Linked DNA regions of Homo sapiens: region 1 is linked to region 2. Evidence: chromatin contacts called from ENCODE Hi-C or POLR2A ChIA-PET data. All regions are on one chromosome and are shown on one strand. Each heading gives the region's core, a stretch centred on a gene start or an enhancer-like site at or near the end of the contact. The rest is flanking DNA. Distances are from core to core; before and after follow the strand shown. Region 1 overlaps VPS45 (vacuolar protein sorting 45 homolog). Region 2 overlaps OTUD7B (OTU deubiquitinase 7B).

What was found. A loop is a pair of places that touch in the nucleus more often than their neighbours do. ChIA-PET counts read pairs that join two places held with the same protein, here RNA polymerase II (POLR2A). Pooled maps may share reads with other maps.
Region 1: a pooled map shows a loop between it and region 2 (2.2-fold over the local background). The contact joins two enhancer-like sites. A Hi-C loop is called at or near these places in 1 of 50 pooled maps. POLR2A ChIA-PET finds 5 or more read pairs at or near these places in 2 of 52 experiments (PC-9 and WTC11).

What each region holds. Positions count from the first base shown.
Region 1 is chr1:150,085,775-150,092,046 of GRCh38, reverse strand. It overlaps VPS45 (vacuolar protein sorting 45 homolog), which reads right to left. Exons shown (of 15, transcript NM_007259.5): 11 at 1-110. Among named protein-coding and RNA genes, the nearest start is that of VPS45, 21 kb to the right of the region's middle. Within about 2 kb of position 1,791, at least 4 of the 41 ENCODE cell types and tissues checked have a DNase peak (open chromatin) inside an H3K27ac peak, as active enhancers do.
Region 2 is chr1:149,959,684-149,965,214 of GRCh38, reverse strand. It overlaps OTUD7B (OTU deubiquitinase 7B), which reads left to right. Exons shown (of 12, transcript NM_020205.4): 6 at 866-993; 7 at 5,419-5,531. Among named protein-coding and RNA genes, the nearest start is that of MTMR11, 26 kb to the right of the region's middle. Within about 2 kb of position 3,039, at least 3 of the 41 ENCODE cell types and tissues checked have a DNase peak (open chromatin) inside an H3K27ac peak, as active enhancers do.

The sequences.
Region 1 (6,272 bases), core at 542-3,041, 130 kb before region 2:
CCTGGCAGGCTATTGCTGCTGTGTCGCTCATAATGTAAAGCATAAAGCATCACCAGGCGGGCAGCATCAAACTCTGTCACTTTGGGGTTCTGCAGAAGCCTTTTTATATTCTGAAGAAAGATAGAACTTATATTTATCCCCCTTTCACTTGAGTCATCTGTTGTACAATGCCTTAGATCTAATAATTATTGAATGGTAGTGATACATCACTACTATGACAATTATAAGTCATACATTTAGCAACTGTCTCAACTATAGAAAATTAAATGCCTTTTGTCCAAGGTAAGAATTAAATAAGGAAATATATTTCCATTGTAATTGCTTTAGGACAAAAATGAATTTAATAATGGATAGTTCCACTTTTCTTTTCCAATAGCTGAAGTTGTAATTTCCTTGCTGAAAGAACACTTACTATTTCCACGACTTGAATCAATACGGCACAACAAAACTGACTAGTTGATTTGCAAAACCTACTGCTTTCTCTTAGTATTAATGATTGACCAGTGAAATGGAGACAAGTTGGTAGAATTTTACACAGACTGGGCTTGATCTCTAAGAAGCATCAGAACATGTCTCAACATGGTTGACAGAGATGAGTATGTAATAGCATGTAATCTCTAGATTTAGTACTTAATGATTTTAAGAGGCAGGTACCGATAGGAAAGGGGGCCAGGAGAAGCCATGTTTACATTTTTTAATCCTCATATTCAGGACCTTCCATATAGTATAGATTTATATTTATTATGCAGCAGAACAAATAATTTAATTCAAGTCAACAAATACTTTTGAGTCCCCATAAGGCAGTATGTCATGCACTGTTGCAGGCACACAGATAAGTTAAAGACAATTCCTGTCCCCAGTGAGTTCACAGTCAATGGGGTGAAGGATGATCAAAGTAATATAATTTATTCTGCTATATACATGTTTCTTTAATGTACTTTAGTTCTGTGAGATGGATAAATATGGAAATGGTGTCAGTTTAACACAGAAGGCATATTGGTTCACATGTAATTTTTCCAGAATGGATAGGCTTTCTTATGATTAAAGGGGAAGCCTTACCAATACCTTAAGAAAAAAAGATGATAATCCTACAGAAGTGTGTTCTGCAAGAAGTATCTGGTTTTGTAGCTTCAAGAACTGTTGCACTTTCCACTGTGTTATGCTATATGGGGAAAGGGCAAGTGCAAATAAAAAGGATGCAAATATATTGCACTGTGTAAAAAAGCAAAACAAAACAAAATAACAATCAAACACTGATTGATGAAGAAAGCTGTCTCCATATGGTATTTTTAATTTTGACAAAGTAGTCTTTATGAGAAGTGAGTATTTTCAAGACCTTATAATTTGAAGAAAACATGAGCCCCAGGAATAAGGCTGCAGAGGATGGACTGGCTCTATTTCTAGGTGCAAATGCCGGTGGAGATTTAACCATGCTAGTATTTTTATTATAATTGTTACTATTTTTATTAGGGCTCTGATTTAAAAATTATATGAATGTTTTCTTTCTTTCTATAGTCATGTAGATTTTAAGTGGTCTGCTTATAACCCTATATTCTCATAACCCTTTTTTTAGTGCATGTTTTTATAGAATATGAGGTTTTTCAGGAACAAATATGTGGTGTTATAACAGAAACATGTATGCAAAAAACAAAACAAAAAGCAAAAGCTGAAAATCAGTGCAAAAGAGGAAGGGGAGAGAAAGGGGAAGAGAAAGTATATTGGGTTGTTGAGAAATTAGGAAAGACTTCACAGAGGTGACACTTGCCAAAGGTCCTGAAGAATCAGTAAGTATTGGAACCAGTGTGAGAGACCAAAAGCAGTGGCACTATCAAAATAAATATGGAAATCAGAGGAAGAAATGGCTTGGTTTGAAAGGCTGGCAAGAGCCTTGAAGGGCACTGAATTCTGAGGACATAACTATCAACTATATGATTACTTTACAACTTACAAAATGCTTTCACGTACATTATCTCTTTTGTACCTGACAACAACCATGTCCAATGTCTAAGAGCTCTTCTGTTCACACTGACTAGGGACTATGATGATAATGGGGAACCTCCCATGTAGCTTTCAAGTACAGAGTTCTCTGAAAGAGATTTCTATTGTTGATTTTTTGGGTTACTATTTCACTACCATCATCCTTAAGGGATCAAAAAGGGAGAAACTTCTCTTCTGTAGATTTCGATCCCAAATTCGTAAGATTTTTCTTATTTTTTTCCTTTCATGGGATCTTTCCCCTAGAGCAGCCACGGAATACAGCCCATTTAGGGTATCTGTTCAAATGTTCCACTATTTTCTACTATAATATGAAGAAATTTCAGGTACAAATTATGTATGTATCTCAATCAACAGCGTAAGTTTAAAACATTAAGAAATCCTGTTGGGGGCCGGGTGCCATGGCTTACACCTGTAATCCCAACAATTTGTGAGGTCGAGGTAGGTGGATCACTTGAGGTCAGGAGTTCGAGACCAGCCTGGCCAACATGGTGAAACTCCCTCTCTACTAAAAATACAAAAAATTAGCAGGATGTAGTGGCGGGTGCCTGTAGTCTCAGCTACTCAAGAGGCTGAGGCAGGAGAATTGCTTGAACCTGGGAGGCGGAGGTTGCAGTGAGCCGAGATTACGTGCCACAGTACTCCAGCCTGGGCGACAGAGTGAAACTGTCTCAAATAAATAAATAAAAATTTTAAAAAATTTTTTTAAAAAGAAAAGAAATCCCATTTGGGATTTCTGTTGTTACTTTTCTTATAGGCACAATGTCTCATTTCCTGCCCTTGCAGTCACTCTCTTACCACCTTTTCTGGCTGATCTGTCTCTGTACTTTTAAGCAAATCTGAGAAATCCAAGTAACTATAAATTCACAAAACTGGTATGATGACAGTCAAAGACTATTTGCAGTAATCAGTCTCTGCCCTTTTCTATTTACCTTCACTTGGATCTTGACTCTTGGCTGTTTCTTATTAGAGATAGTAAGTGTTGTTGATGATGACGTGGAGAAATAAGAACCCTTACACACAACTGGTGGGAATGTAAATTAGTACAGCCATTATGGAAAATAGTATGAAGATTCCTTAAAAAATTAAAAATAGAACTACTATATGATTTAGCAATCTAACTACTTGGTATATATCCAAAGGAAATGAAATCAGTATGTTGAAGAGCTATCTGCACTCCTATGTTTACTGCAGCACTATTCAAAATAGCCAAGATATAAAATCAACCTAAATGTCCATCAACAGATGAATGGACCAAGAAAAGCAGTATTTAGGTCGGGCACGGTGGCTCAGGTCTATAATCCCAGCACTTTGGGAGGCCGATGCAGGTGGACTGCTTGAGCTCAGGAGCTGGGGACCAGCCTGGACAACATGGTGAAATTCTGTCTCTACAAAAATACAAAAATTAGCTGGGCATGGCAGTGTATACCTGTAGTCCCAGCTACTGGGGAGGCTGAGGTGGGAGAGTAGCTTGAGCCTGGGAGGCAGAAGTTGTAGTGAGCCAAGATTGCACCACTACCCTCTAGCCTGGGCGATAGAGCCAAACCCTGTCTCAAAAAAAAAAAAAAAGAAAAAAGGGAAAAGAAAATAGCAGCATATATATATATATATATATATTTATTATTCAGCCATGAAATAGAACAAAATCCTGTCATTTGTGGCAAAACAGATTAACCTGGAGGACTTACATTAAGTGAAATAAATCAGACACAGAAGGACAAATAGTGCACGATCTTACTCATATGTGGAATCTAAAAAGTTGTTCTCATTGAACTCATAGAAGTAGAGAGCAGAATAGCAGTTACCAGAGGATGGGATGGTGAAGGATAGGGGTGGTTAGAAATTGGTTAATAGGTACAAAGCTACAGTTAGATAGCAGGAATATGTTCTGGTGTTCTATTGCATAGTAGCATGAATAGAGTTAACAATAATGTATTATATATGTCAAAATAGCTATAAGAGAGGTTTTTAAATGTTCTTATCGCAAAGAAATGACAGATGTTTAAGGTGATGGATATGCTAATTACCCTGATTTGATCACTACACAATGTATACATGTATTGAAACATCACATTGTATTCCATAAATCTGTACAATCATTATGCATCAATCCTAAAAAAAATCCACTTCCATTCCTTGAGACTTGGTAGTGGTATTTAGATTGCCTGGCTTGACTCTTAGTTCTTGACTGAGGACTTGGCCCAGATCTGACCAGGCTTACTGCGAGTAATTATTTTGCCTACTTTTGAGCCCTTAGGACCCAACTCATGGCTCAGGTCCATGTTCTAGCTAGAGGCATCTATTCTCTCATGAAAAGAAACCTGTAGGTACAAGCTGAGTTCTTTCTTTTCTTTCAGCTGTATCAGTCCTTGGAGACGCAGGACCTTTTTGTCTGCCTTGATCCCACTTTATCCTTTGACTTCATTTTGAAGGATTTCCCTCATAACTACTTGACTTGTCAACTTGATTGACAGTGGCATACATTACATTGAGATTTCAGGGCACTAACCAGAGAAGAGGAGAAAAAAGAATCAGAGAGGCTTATAATTACAAAGCAAGTTATATGCTACACGGTAGTATTTATCTGTTGGAAATTAACTGAATTACATAATTTTTTGGTTTCTCTTATTAAATTTTCCATCAGCCTTGTGACTATTAGAAAAGAACACTGTCACATTATAACAATGACTGAGTAAAGAGCAAAACAGAAAATTGTCATCTACTTAAGAAGACAGGATTCGAAAACCTTGCACTGAACTCTAACATTTGTGTGGGCGTAATCAAGGAATAGGAAAAGCAAAGCAAAGCAAAGCAAAAATAGTGTCTTTGGAGATCAAGTTTCCTAAAGGAACTAACATTCATTTATAAGACATCAACGAGAAAACCATTCTTCTTTTCTGATATTTAGAGATTCTTCCATTGTTTCTGGCTAAATCTTTTTTTACTTTTCTGTTTTCTTCTATCAAAACTATGATAAAGCAGCACAGCAAGAAGAAATCATTATGACATACACACATTTCAAACTATTATACAGATTACAGTTGGTCTTGGTAATAAAGATAGTCTCCGTCTTTTTTTTTGTTTTAGTTTAACCTAAAGAACAGGATCCCTTCTTTGTTATCTACTATATTAATGTAGTAAAGTCAGAGAATAACAAAATAAACCAACAGATTAGGACAGTAAGATGGAATTGGCAGAAGACTTCCACATGCTGATCTGACAAAAATGAGCCTAACAGTTTGAGAGAACAGTGTTGTGGGAATATAAAAAGCTTATCAGGGAAAAATGATAGAAAGCAGACAAGACCCAATTCTACTGACTGGTAAATACATCGGAGCCAGTATTCCTTTTCTTAATGACTAGTCAACATAAAATTGAGCTTTGCAGTAGATCTTCTGCTGATCAATACTATTTCTAAAATACTGGCTAAATGTTGTTTTAGAGTAAAAGGATCATTTTTACATTTAATTAATCAAAGTAAAATTGTCAGTCAGTTCAATGTGTCCCAACCACTTTTCTTATAATTTTAATGAGTGGCAAAACAAAACAAAACACACACACAAAAAAACCAAACACTTTTCTGAAATCAGAGAGATACAAGGCTATCACTGAACTAAAAAACATGTCTTGGATGCCATTAAGAAAATTAAATGTACCATCAAATAATAATACTCTTAATGTTGGTAGTTAATATTTCTTGAAAGCTGTAAGTACCAAGTACCATAAGTGTTTTACATGTATTAGCTCATTGCACTCTCACAACAATTCTGAGGTAAGTACTATTATTTTTCCCCCTTTATAGACAAAAGGACTGAGTTTTAGAGTGGTTAGGAATTATTTTCAAACCCAAGCCATCAAAGGCCCAAGCTCTTAGCCACTACTCTATACTGCTTCAAATAGAGCTCTTCCTCCTCATTTTTCTAATAAATATTTATTGAGTCCTTATTATGTATCATTAACAGGATGATTTGAGATCTTTATGAAAGGTCAGGAAAAAATACAAAATAGACTGGTTCCTCTCTCCAAATGAAAAACTGTGATATGACAACACAGGCTGGGCATGGGGGGCAGGGTATAGGGAGGATGGTAAGGGTGGAATTGCTCACTTTCTAAAGATGCTTTTCTTCATGGTATGGCAAATCTTCATTACTAATTAATAAATCTCTTCTGAGGATATGTATATGTTTCAGTGGTAGTAAATTTCACTTTGGTTCTAGTGAAATTCTTTCTAAATGAAATTTTCATTAGCCTACAAAATAATGGTTAGAATGGCAGCA
Region 2 (5,531 bases), core at 1,790-4,289:
TAGGCTTAATATTTAAAGTAAGGGCTGGGCTCAATGGCTCACGCCTGTAATTCCAACACTGTGGGAGGCCAAGGTGGGCAGATCACTTGAGGCCAGGAGTTTGAGACCAGCCTGGCCAACACGGTGAAACCCCATCTCTACTAAAAATAAAAAAATTAGCTGGGCATGGTGGCAGATGCCTGTAATCCCAGCTACTAGGGAGGCTGAGGCAGGAGAATTGCTGAATCCGGGGGCCAGAGGTTGCAGTGAGTGAGCCGAGATCGCACCACTGTACTCCAGCCTGGGCAACAAAGCAAGACTCTGTCTACAAAAAAAAAAAAAGGTCAGGCGTGGTGGCTCACGCCTGTAGTCCCAGCACTTTGGGATGCCAAGGTGGGTGGATCACCTGAGGTTGGGAGTTCGAGACCAGCCTGGCCAACATCGTGAAACCCTGTATCTACTAAAAATACAAAAATTAGCCTGATATGGTGGTGGACACCTGTAATCCTAGCTACTCGGGAGGCTGAAGCAGGAGAATCTCTTGAACATGGGAGGCGGAAGTTGCGGTAAGCCAAGAACACACCATGGCACTCCAGCCTGGGGGACAGAGTGAAACTCTGTCTCAAAAAAACCAACCAAAAAAACCCATAAAAAACCAAATAAACAAAAAATTAAGTCAATTTACAACTTAATATATTATTTGCAGCCTGGTGCCATGGCTCACACCTATAATCCCAGCACTTTGGGAGGGTAAGGCAGGGGGGTCACTTGAGGCCAGGGGTTTGAGACCAGCCTGGCCAACATGGTGAAACCCCATCTCTACTAAAAATACAAAAATTAGCAGAGTCAAGCTGAGGTATCTTACCATTATGCTTTTTTGCCACAGGAATGTGGGGTTTCCATGATCGGGACTTGATGCTGCGGAAAGCTTTGTATGCACTGATGGAGAAGGGAGTTGAGAAGGAAGCGTTGAAAAGGCGCTGGAGGTGGCAGCAGACACAGCAGAATAAAGAGGTGGGAGAGCGTGGGTGGGAGCGCCTTGTTTCCTAAAGTTACCAAGCTGCCAAAGTCACTGGGTGCCTGCCAGTAGAAAATATTTCCAAGTGTTTAGGTCAGTGTGACTCCCCTTATGATCCTGAAAATTGGAGAAAATGCAGTTAACACCAATGGGGTAAATGCCTTCTGATGTGGTCATGAGAACTGGTGGTGGGCATGAGACCTACAGAGAGGTTATCTAACATTGTGCTTTTCCCCCAGTAGGTGCTTTATAGCTTTTAGTGGCAGTGTTTTGCAAAATGAGTTATGACAATTCCATAGGATTTTTGTATTGTTTTGTTTTTTTGCTTGTAATAAGGCTAGATCAATTTTTAAAGACTTATGTTTTCAGCCCCTATAGAAATGTGAATGGTTAAAATCTTTTAGGACATATATACCATTTGTTTTTCATATACTCAGTTTTAGTTTATTTTAAATTTTAAAAAGCATAAGGAACCAGCATTCTAATCACACACACACACAAAAAGCATACCTATTTAATTGAGTCTGAACAGTACTTCTCAGGAGTTTGTCAAATGTTGAGGCTGCTGTTATATAAGGCAGTAACAACAGATTGTTTGTACTTGCCCTCTCCAAAACGGGTTGCGCAAACTATGGCTATTTTGTAAGAAAAAAAAAAACAAAAAAAAACAAAAACAAAAAAACCTTTTATCAGAATACAGCCCTGGGCATTTCTTGGATGTTTACACGTGTAACTGCTTTCTTCCTCCAGCAGCACAGTAGTAACATGTGGCCTGCACAGCCCATACTTACTGACTACCTGGCCCTTTACAGAAAAAGTTTGCTGATTACTTCCCTTCAATAATGACATTATGCCTTTACATAAAAATAATGAGGCTCCCTATTTCCTTTTCCTGTGATTCTGTGCTATGTTTATATCTCCTGCTCTTTATGTATATCTATTTTTTTTTTGCCATGTTATGGCTGGATCTTTCTGGCATTTAGTATGGCAATATCTCTTCAGAAACTTTCCTTTTTCATCCACCTTTCTTTTTTTCTCATTTTATTGCTGTCATAACTTGACAATATAGAAGAGTTTTTTTGTTTTAGTTATTTAGAATTTTATATCCTGAAGATTTAATATGTAAGTAGAACATGCTATGTTTCTTCCTCAAAAACAAATAATCCAGTTGTTAAAAGTAGATGATATTAAGATCAGAATCCTCTCCTTGAGCAGCCAGTCTTCCCCAGAAGATTCCTGAGGGAAATAAACCCACAGGGGCAAGGCCACATAAGTACTTGACATTCTTTTTTAGCACCAAAAGCTTGGCTGGATCTCGTGGAAAGCTTTTGCCTGAGCTAGAGCTAGCCTAGAATTTAGAATCCAGAGCAAATCAGTAGTCAGTTTTGTGGTAGTCAGCTTTGTCCTCTTCACTGTTGAGTTCAGATAATACCGGAACCTTAACCACTGCAGAGGCAAGAAAAGGCCAAACCAGAACATGCCAACTATTAAGTAGAAATGACAGCAACACCCAGAAAATTAAGTGTGCCCAATTCCAGTTATTAAAGCAATTAGTTATTATTCTAAAGATGGGGTTAGATTATAATGGTATTTAGCCAGGAAACCCAGAAATACCCACGTTCTATCCTTGGCCAGCCAGCCTTTCCCTCTCAAAGTCAGCCTTTCCATCTGAAAGTCCCCAACATGCATAGAGAATAGTGGCTAGTAATGGAGCAATAGTTTTAGTCCTTTTGCTCAGCACAGTGAAAGTTCATACTGAAAATGTGGCTTTCATAATTGTCTTAGCTTAGACCATTCATAGCATTATTACCCACCTTGGGAGTGGGAATGGTAGGAGGAGGATAATGAACTGGGGAAGCTTCCTTTAGCTCCCCAGTACCAAAACCACACTAAATAAGTTTTGATTTCCTGGGCTTCCTTGTTTTATGTTGAAATTGGTGGTGAGGCTCAGTAATAGTTTCTTAAATGTTAAGGCTAGAAGTTGTACACCACCTAGTGGCTGTGTACATTAAAACAGGAAGCAGAAACCGGCCAGGAAGAGGGAGCCGGATCTGGATGTGTCTATTGGAGTGACTGCAGCACTCCATATAGAACCTGGGCATTGCTCTCTTTATTTTTAATTGAAGTAAAATTTGTGATAGCATTTTACAAATTGAAAATAGCTGTGTCATTTAAAAAATTCCCATTAAATTTGTTCCCAGTACCCCTCATGTTTCCAGTGATTTCCTTCTACTCTGTCAGTGTGCGGTTAAGCCGTATAGACTCATTTTAATACTAATGTCAGCCAAATAAAATTAATAAGTTAAACTTATTTCCCTTATCATTATATACATCCTAAAGCCAATGTATTTTAAAATTGCTTGTACCATTGCCTGCTCTCCTTTGATAAAAATTGTAGTTTCACTTAGCATATGTTTATTGATTATAGTCACAAAATAGACCTTGGGTGTATTGCATAAAACATGATCCTAGCATAGAGGAGGAGATGGACATGTAAATACATAATTGCAACAGGTTATAACATGTATGACTCTTACAATAGACGTCTCTATAGCAGTTAATGCTGGCCGGATGCGGTGGCTCATGCCTGTAATCCCAGCACTTTGGAAGGCCAAGGCAGGCGGATCACCTGTTGGTAGTTCGAGACCAGCCTGGCCAACATGGTGAAACCCCGTCTTTACTAAAAATACAAAACTAGCCAGGCATGGTGGTGTGCACGTGTAGTCCCAGCTACTCCGGAGGCTGAGGCAGGAGAATTGCTTGAACCTGGGAGGTGGAGGTTGCAGTGAGCCAAGATCATGCCACCACACTCCATCCTGGGTGACAGAGCAAGACTTTGTCTCAAACAAACAAACAAAAAAACAACAACAACTCTATAGCAGTTAGGGAGAGAGGATACAAAGGAAGGAGTGGTTGATCTGCCAAGGGAGATTTAGAAGACTATTTGGAGGAATGATACCTGAGTTCTGTCCTAAAAGTTGAGAAATTGTTCACAAGGTTGACAGAAAGTGAGCTACTCCAGGCAGAAGGAACAGCTTAGACAAAAGCTCAGTGGTATAAAACAACATGGTATATTTCAGGAACTACAGCTGATTCAGTGAGATATATCTGACTAGAGAAGTGGGTAGGGGCCAGAAAGTAGGCTTTGTATGCAGCACTTCTACTTGGGAGGCTGAGGCAGGAGAATTGCTTGAACCCGGGAGGTGGAGGTTGCAGTGAGCTGAGATCGTTCCACTGTACTCCAGCCTGGGCGACAGAGTGAGACTCTGTCTCAAAAAAAAAAAAAAAAAAAAAGAAGGTATCCAGGTGTGGGGTGGGTGAAAGAAAGAAAGGAATATTAGATAATTCCTTGGTTTTGAGCTTGGATGTTTGGGTGATAGTTGGTGCTATTCACTAAGGTAGGAAAATAGGAAGAAGAGTGGGTTTGGGAAAAAACAGGAGTTCTATTTTGACTTTACAGAGTTTGAGGTAGCCATGGGCAGGTGGCAGTCTCCAGTAGGTAGCTGGATATATGAATATAGAAATTAAGAAGTCTAGGCTGAGTGCAGTGCCTCATGCCTGTAATCCCAGCATTTTGGGTGGCTGAGACAGGCAGATCACCAGGTCAGGAGTTCGAGACCAGCCTGGCCAACATGGGGAAAGCCCGTCTCTACTAAAAATACAAAAATTAGCTGGGCCTGGTGGTGGGTGCTGTAATCCCAGCTACTCGAGAGGCTGAGGCAGGAGAAGCATTTGAACCCGGGAGGTGAAGTTTGCAGTGAGCCGAGATTGTGCCATTGCACTCCAGCCTGGGTGACTCTGTCTACAAAAAAAAAAAAAAGAAAAAAAGGAAAGAAAAGAAAAAGAAAAGAAATTAAGAAATCTGGGCTGGAGATAGATGGTATATACCATACAGATGGTAGTGGATGAGATTATGGCAGTAGAAGAGATCACCCAGAGGGAACCAAGGTGAAAATCATTGACACACCACTAGTATTTTGGGGGCAGACAGAATTTAGAGGAATAGAAAGTAATTTTATGGACGCTAATGGCAAAGAAAATTTAAAGAGGAAAATAACCCATGTGAAGGCTAAGATGGGAACCAGGGTCCACTGAATGTGGCAATTAGAAGGTCATTGTTCTTTGCCAAAATCAGGTAGGTGAAATGTTATGTGGCAGGTGGGTGAGCAGGATGGAGGGCAGAAATGGGACAGATTGCAGTAGGTCAAAAAGAATGGATGATAAAGAAGTTTAATAGTCATAGACTATTAGTTCATGGATCTTGACTGTAAAAGAGATAAGAGATTTGACTTTGTAGTACAATTTGTAAACCAAGTGCTAAGGGATTAGGGAGTAAGTAACAGTGAATAAGGTGGAATAGGTATTGCCTCTTAGAACCCAGCCTCTAATTGCCCAATGTCCCCTGCCTGTCCTTCACACAGTCAGGGCTGGTATACACAGAAGATGAATGGCAGAAGGAGTGGAATGAACTGATCAAGCTTGCCTCAAGTGAACCCCGAATGCATCTAGGTACCAATGGAGCCAACTGTGGTGG